Linked DNA regions of Homo sapiens: region 1 is linked to region 2. A link is a contact called in ENCODE Hi-C or POLR2A ChIA-PET data. All regions are on one chromosome and are shown on one strand. The core of a region is the stretch at or near the end of the contact, and the rest is flanking DNA. Distances in the headings are between cores, read along the strand shown.

What was found. Hi-C counts contacts between places; a loop is a spot of excess contacts on that map. ChIA-PET counts read pairs that join two places held with the same protein, here RNA polymerase II (POLR2A). Pooled maps may share reads with other maps.
Region 1: a pooled map shows a loop between it and region 2 (2.1-fold over the local background). The contact joins two enhancer-like sites. A Hi-C loop is called at or near these places in 2 of 168 maps with a recorded cell type or tissue (sciatic nerve and tibial artery) and 1 of 50 pooled maps. POLR2A ChIA-PET finds 5 or more read pairs at or near these places in 4 of 52 experiments (AG04450, H1, RWPE1 and 1 more).

Annotation. Positions count from the first base shown.
Region 1 is chr20:17,745,265-17,748,916 of GRCh38, forward strand. No RefSeq gene overlaps it. Among named protein-coding and RNA genes, the nearest start is that of BANF2, 47 kb to the left of the region's middle. Within about 2 kb of position 2,252, at least 2 of the 41 ENCODE cell types and tissues checked have a DNase peak (open chromatin) inside an H3K27ac peak, as active enhancers do.
Region 2 is chr20:17,823,667-17,827,576 of GRCh38, forward strand. All of the region lies in intron 2 of LOC107985440 (a long non-coding RNA gene), which reads right to left. Among named protein-coding and RNA genes, the nearest start is that of BANF2, 130 kb to the left of the region's middle. Within about 2 kb of position 1,730, at least 7 of the 41 ENCODE cell types and tissues checked have a DNase peak (open chromatin) inside an H3K27ac peak, as active enhancers do.

The DNA.
Region 1 (3,652 bases), core at 1,002-3,501, 78 kb before region 2:
AAGGTCAGACACACATTTTTGAAGTATCACTCTATGGTGTTTAGAACACTCTGGAGGAGCAAGCATGAGAAGAGAGACCAGTTAGGAGGCTACAGCATGAACCCAGGGCAGAGGTGAGGGTGGGTTAGGCCAGGATGAGAGTGATGTCCTGGTGAAAGTGATCAGATTCTGCATCTATTTTGAAGGTAGGGCCCCTGGAGTGAGTGTAGGAAGAAAAAAGTAGAGGTCAAGGCCTGAGCCCTGCACATACCAATGTTTAGAAGGCAGAGAGATGACCGAGGAGGAGCGGGGGTTCCTAAATGCCGTGCGAAGAAGGTGTTTCCAGGAGGAGGGAGTGAGCAACTGTGTCAAATGCTACCGATGGGTCAGATGAGGGGAGAACTAAGAATCGATGAAGGACAGTGTTTTTGGATGCTCTGCAAAAGATCCCGGGGTGGGGGCAGGGGGAATGAGGGGGGAACTTTGGGGATACGGGAGAGAGAGGGAAGAGCTGCTGCAGCGTGTCCTTGAGTAGACAATAGGTTTGGGATCCAAACAGAAGGAAAGACTGGCCTTGGCTAGGAGGACACCCACAGTGGGCCATAGGAGGGAAGGCAGAGCAGGCAGCCCTGATGCAGAGAAGAAGGTGTTGTGGTAGTGGGAGTTTAAGGAATTTCTCTTCTGGTGGCTTCTGTTTTCTCAGTGCAACAGGAAGCAAGATGGCAGGCTATGAATGAGAATGGGGAGTAAAGATGAAGTGTGAGCTAGTTGTCTAGGACAGTGGAAAGGTGGATACATTTTTATAAAGAGAAGGTATAACAATATAGACATATATATATATACTATAACAGTATAGGATAAACAATATAGATTAGCCAAGTAGATAGATGATAGATTAGATAGATAGATAGATAGATAGATAGATAGATAGATAGATAGATGATAGATATAGATGGATTGGATGATGGATAGATAGATAGAGATCCATTATCCATAGCATAGATCCTGGCTATTCTATGATACATGCATAGAAAAAACTGTGGAAAGAGAGATGCTGAACTGCCAGCAGTGGTTATCCTTGAGGGATGTGATTAAAAGGCCCTTTCACGCTCCACTCTATGCAGTAGTCCAGCATTTAAATTTTTGCACTAAGTATTACTTTTACAAATCAGAAAAAAGCAAGACAGACATTTCCATTTTGGAACACAAAGCATTAGAGCTGTAGAGAGCAGGGGGACGAGGTCCTGGGACAGCATTCTGTGGGCTCACACCCATCCTTCTCCCTCTGTGTCGCTGTCTCGCATCAGGAGCTCTCTTTCTAAGCCGAAGACAGCGCCTCCTACATTTCTCTGTCTTGGAGATTTTTGGATCTCCTTACACCTTCCAATTTTAATTCTCTGGTTACTTTTCCAAGGCCAAGGTCACCTTGGCGAAATGCAGGGTGGCTGTCTTTCTTTCTTGACTCATTTCTTTGTGCCTGTTTCTAGCAGATTCTTCAAAGCTGTGCACTGGTGCCCCCTTGATAGTAAAGTCTCTGTTTTATTTTAAGGATAATCTTTAACTGCACAAACTATGCTGCTTTAGTGCTTGGCCTGGTGATTGATTCTTCTTGGACCAGATTGAGAAGCCACTGTAGCCAGGGCACTGGGCAGAGAGTTAGAGGGCCGGATAATGCCATTAAGTGGGTGGGGGGCCAATGACAAAACACTTAGTTTGTCTGAGTTGCTGTTTCTTGGACTGTTAAATGAGAAAAGTAACTGATTTTCTTACCTCCTAGCTTTGTTTTGAAGAAAGCTCAAAAGTAGACATGAAGGCATTTTAAATAGAAAAGGAGGTGAGGTGGCCGAGTCCGGTGGCTCACACCTGTAATCCCAGCATTTTGAGAGGCTGAGGTGGGTAGATCACAAGGTCAGGAGTTCGAGACCAGCCTGGCCAACATGGTGAAACCCCATCTCTACCAAAAAGACAAAAATTAGCCAGGCATGGTGGGGCGTGCCCGTGATCCCAGCTATTCAGGAGGCTGAGGCAGGAGAATTGCTTGAACCCAGGAGGAAGAGGTTGCAGTGAGCCAAGATCACACCACCACACTCCAGCCTGGGTGACAGAGCAAGACTCCATCTCAAAACAAAACAAAACAACAACAAAAAAAAGCAAAGGAAGTGAGGTGCTGTGCAGCAATGGAACATGCAGTTATTGATATATTTTACTTTGGACAGCAGCTGCAGATGACTAACATTGGTGGCAGCTCCTCAGACCTCACCGTCTGTGTGCATGAGTCAGTGCAGGCTACGCTGTGCTGTGATAGCAACAACCACCCCCAGGAGCTCAGTGGCTTAGGACAGCAAAGCTGTCTATCTCATGCCCATTCCGTGCCCATCTCAGGTCTGCTGGGACAGCTCTGTGTTGTCCTGTCTCCACAACCTGAGCTGACACAGCAACCTCATCTTGAATGTATGCAGGATACTTCAGCAGAAAGAAGTGTCTCACACTAGCCATTAAATGCTCTGGCTCAGAAGTGACATGTCACTTTCACTAACAAACGGCTGGTCAGCACCAGTCACATGGCCCCACCCAGCCCCAAGGGGACCAGGTAGTGCTGTCTGCTGGGAGAGGAGAGAATGGAAAATTGGGGTGAACATCACAAATCACTACCATGTGAACCTATCTTGGGAGTGGGGGTGAGAGTCACAGGAAGTCCCCGAGAAGGCTCTGTTATAGGCAATGTTTGCCCCTTTTTTGTCTTTTTACAGATTTACAATGACTGAGTTTCTTAACCAATGTGCGTGGGTACGATGAATAAATCGTGGATTTACATTGTGAAAACTTTGGAAAATATAGGGGAATGTATAGAAGAAAATGAATAAGTTAGGAAATAAACCCTATCATCTAATATTTTATCGGATTTCTTTCCAGTCTTTTTTCAATTGCCTATAGGTACATTTTTAAATAATAGCTTTATTTCAATAAAATTTGTATACCATAAAATTTGTTCTTTTAAAGTGTACAACTTGGTGGTTTTCAGTATATTCACAGAGTTGATACAACTCTCGCCACTATTTGATTTTAGAATATTTTCATCACCCCAAAAAGGTATCCCCCTAGCAGTTGCTCCCCTCCCCCAGCCCAACCCAGCCCCTGGCGATCACAAATGGACTTTGTGTTTCTATGGATTTGCCTGTTCTGGACCTTTCATGTAAATAGAATCACATGCTGTGTAGTCTTTTGTGACTGGCTTCTTTCACTTAGCATCATGTTTTCAAGGCAAATCAATGTCACATGTATGCTGTATATTTTCAAAAGCAAATTGAGAGGCTGGGCGCAGTGGCTCATGCCTGTAATCTCAACACTTGGGAGGCCAAGGCGGGCAGATCACCTGAAGCTAGGAGTTCGAGACCAGCCTGGCTAACATGGTGAAATCCTGTCTCTACTAAAAAATGCAAAAAAATTTAGCTGGGCATGGTGGCGCATGCCTGTAATTCGAGCTACTTAGGAGGCTGAGGCAGAAGAATCGCTTGAACCCAGGAGGCAGATGATGCAGTGAGCCAAGATCACGCCACTGCACTCCAGCCTGGGGGACAGAGAGACGTCTCAAAAAAATAATTTAATAAATAAATAAAATTTTAAAATTTTAAAAATGATCTTATCAAACATAAGTTATCCTGTTTCTTTCATT
Region 2 (3,910 bases), core at 480-2,979:
CTAGAGGCTTTATTTTGAAAATCAAGGTAGCCCATTACCCCAGTTAGCACAACGAAGGGCTGGGTTAGGAAGTGGGTGCCTCCTCCAGAGGCCAAGGGAGAGGGGAAGTGTTTGTGGAAGTCCCTTCTTTTACCAGGTGTGGTGAAAAAGATGCTGAGCGGCAGCTAAGGGTACCTGGACTTAGCTCAGTCATTAAGTGTGCGACCTTGAGTAGGTGATTTCACCCTTGGACCTAAGAATAGAAACTGGGTATAGTGGCTCCTCCCTGAGGAGAGTACAGGGAAGAGAGACGCAGTGAACTTTGAACCCACTAGGTTTGGAGATGAAGAGTGGTTCCTGCCAATGGCACAGCCTTCATCTGATCATAAGGAAACAGACAGACCTGAACTTGAGAGCATTTCCTGAAACAATGGGTCCTTTAAAATGCCAGGGCCATGAAGGACAAAGGAAAAAGACCAAGAGACAAGACAGTGGAGGGCAGGGTGTAATCCGGGATCAAATCCTTGACGTGGGGAGGGAGTTTCTATAAGGGACTGTACATCAGATAGTAGCTATGAGTCAGTGTTCTATCTCTTGAATTTGATAAATTGCACCGCAGGTGTGTAAGAAGATGTCTTCATGTTTAGGAGATAGATGCTGAAATATTTAACGATAAAGGGGCAGGAGGTCTCCAACTTTCTAAAGTGTTTCAGAAATTAATAACAGTTTGCGTATATATATGTGAATACGTGTATATACACACATATATAAGAGAGAGAGGCAAATGTTACAAGTTGGGAAACCTGGATGATTTTTGTCTCATTTTTATAAGTTTTTTTCTAAGTGTGAAAGTATTTCAAAACAAAAAGTTAAAAAATAAAAATTGAAAAAAGCAGCGATACATAAGCGCTCTGAGTTTTATGAATTTTAATCAATTAAAGAAGCTTGTTGTTACTCCATTCAGTCATTCATTCAACAAATATTGGCTGAGCTCCTACACTGTGTGGGACACTGTGCTAGGTGTCAGGATGCAGCGAACAAAAGGCCCGGCCTAGCGACCAGACCAAGGTTGGGTCTGCAGTGCATTCCAGGGGCCTCCCCATAACCCCCAACCCCTCCCGCTTTGAGACCCAGGCTCTCCTTGCCCTAGAGGCCAGGCTGTCCCTGCTGCCAGGGGGCCCTTCCTGAGAACTGCCCTCACCTGAAGAGACCCACTTTGACCAAGCTTATGTCCCCTCCTGGCATCCAATGTCTGGTCATTTGGGCCCCCTTGCCTGGACTGGAATAACTCCAAAGACTATCCCAGCTTCAGATCTCCCACAGGGCCAGCTCCAGCCCTCATGGTGACAACATCGCAGTTCAACTCCTCCCTCTGCCCAAGAGCACTGTCCGAAAACTTCCTGCATATAACCTCTGTCTCAGAGTTTGTGTCCGAGGAACATGGTCATTACAGAGTCCCAACAGGAAACAAATGTCACAATCAAATTAAGAGAATTCCAGATGACTTATTAAAAGGACTGTTTACAAAGGTATGGGCAGGGTGTATAAGACCACCAAGAAAAATGCAGTGACCTGGGGCTAGGAACAATTAAGCCTTTACCAAAGGAGATAGCTACGTGGAAAAGGCAACCGTTGGCGGAGTAAGGTCCTTCAGCTGAGACTCAACCAGCCCGAGATGACCCAGCAGAGACGGAGCCACAGGAATAAGCAAATGCCTTTCCTCACTCTCCTCGTCCCCTTCCTGCTACTCCTGCCCGGGCCCCCCATTGGCCACACCCAGCCGGAAGTCTGAAGAAGGATGAGGGTGGCTCTGGTGGCGGACGGAAGACCTCAGTACAGAGTCCCATACAGCACCCGAGCTTGACCCCTCTGGGAGTGTCTGATGAAAGCTCTGGACTCTCCCCAGGAAATGGATCATAAATACACACACACAATTTTACACTTAATTTTAAGGAATTCATGGCTGCTCTCCCAGGAAGCCCAGGCACCCGAGATTAAACACCACAGTGCTATGAAGTGGTAGAAGCAGAGGCACAAAACACGAGTGATTGAAGAAGGGAAGAGAAAAGCAGAAAGAAAGGGAGGGGCACTGATGTCCTCATCTTACAGAGCTGGGAATCAGCGACTGCTGTCAGAAGAGGAAATGCTCATGCAGGAGTCAAAAATAGTCATGAAAGTTCAGACATTGGGAGTAGTGAGCTAAATGCTCATCTTAGGTATTGGGGAGTGAATAGCTGTTGTCTAAAGATGGTAACTGAGGAACGGAGGTATAAGTATGTGATTTGGAGTGTGGAGAAAATCCATAAACAGCAACTGGCAAAAGATGCTGTCTTGGGGGAGTAGGACTGGGAGTGAACAGGGGCAAGTACAGCAGGAGAGACACGATTGCTTTTCATTGTAAGCCTTTCTGATGTAACTGAGTTGTTGCCACTATATAACACACACACACACACACGCACACACATATGTGTCTGTGTGTGTATATATATAACTTTGATAAGTATAATTTTTGTAAAGAAACCTTTCCCTATTAGGATCTTCCAGCACGTCTAACCTCACAAGGCCTCAGAGCCAGTTCAACACACATACCCTTCCAGCAGACTGGCCTGTGCCCACCTGCAGAGCAGAAGTGGCCCTGCTTCAGCCACCTATTTCTGAGTCACAAAATACTCTGAAACTTGGTGACTCAAAACGACAAAAATGTATCATTTCTCTCCATTCTGTGGGTTGACCGGGTGTTTCCTTTGCTTTGCCTAGTGTTAGCTGGGACCCTGGGATGGCTGGAAGGTTACAGAATTGCCTCACTCACATGGCTCCACCGGGCTACTGGCTGGGGATCTGCGGAGCTGTTGACTGGCAGCCTTGGTTCCTCTGTGTGGGCCTCTCCACTTGGCTGCCTGGGCTTCCTCACAGAATGGCAGTGAGGGTCCAAGAAGGAGCCATTAAAGAAGTAAAGGCAGAAGCTGAAAATGACTGAAACCATTATACTTATATAGCATCACTTGCACTGCATTCTACTCATTAAAAGAAGTCAAAGGTCACCTCAGGTCCAAGAGCAGGGAATTAGATTCAATCTCTGAATGATAGCAGTGGCAGAAACAGGAATGCTTCATGGCAGAGGGAAAATACTCCACAGGATGCTCCCATTGCTCCAACAATTCTGCCACCAGCCACACCTCCACGGACTGCCTGCTGGAGACTTCCCATCCAAACTTGTGCTTCTGCACACGTCCCAGCCCTCTCAGATGCATCCTCTCTCTCAGTCTTCTCTGTCCCGTGCAACCCATGGTTCTAGATTGACATGGTCACCTTGGCTTTCGGTGTTTTTATTGTTATCTTAACCTTCATCAGATTTTATTATTTATTTATTTTTTTAAATTTATAATCATCTTCTTGGAGAATGATTCACCAAATTTTAAAATCCCAGACAATATAAACTAAGTCTTCCAAAATACTCTGTATATCCTACTGAACATCATTTCCATCCCTCCCACTGAGAATTATAGTGAACAGATGCAATCAATGTTTAAATTATGTATCTATGAATATGTAATTTATATATCCATACTTACAAGGCTGCCACATTGCATAACTCCAGGGAGGCACTTTTATGTTATAGGCTATGCAAATGGTGTCCCCTGGAGGTATGCAGTACGCAGCTCATACAACTGAACATGGCCTTCCTGGATATGGGTGCTTGGTAAGAGCATATCTTTTATTCGACCTCTCTAGTGCATACTCATTTTAGGGCAGTGGCTCTCAATCTGCACATTATAATCACCTGGGCAGGCCACACTGCCAAGCACTAAAATCTGAATCACCTCGCGGTGGGACCCAGGCATTGGCGTATTTAAAGTTCCCTAGGTGATTTTAACATGTAGTCAAGGTTTAGAACCAGTACTCTCAGGGGATGCGTACAGAATCCTTGAAA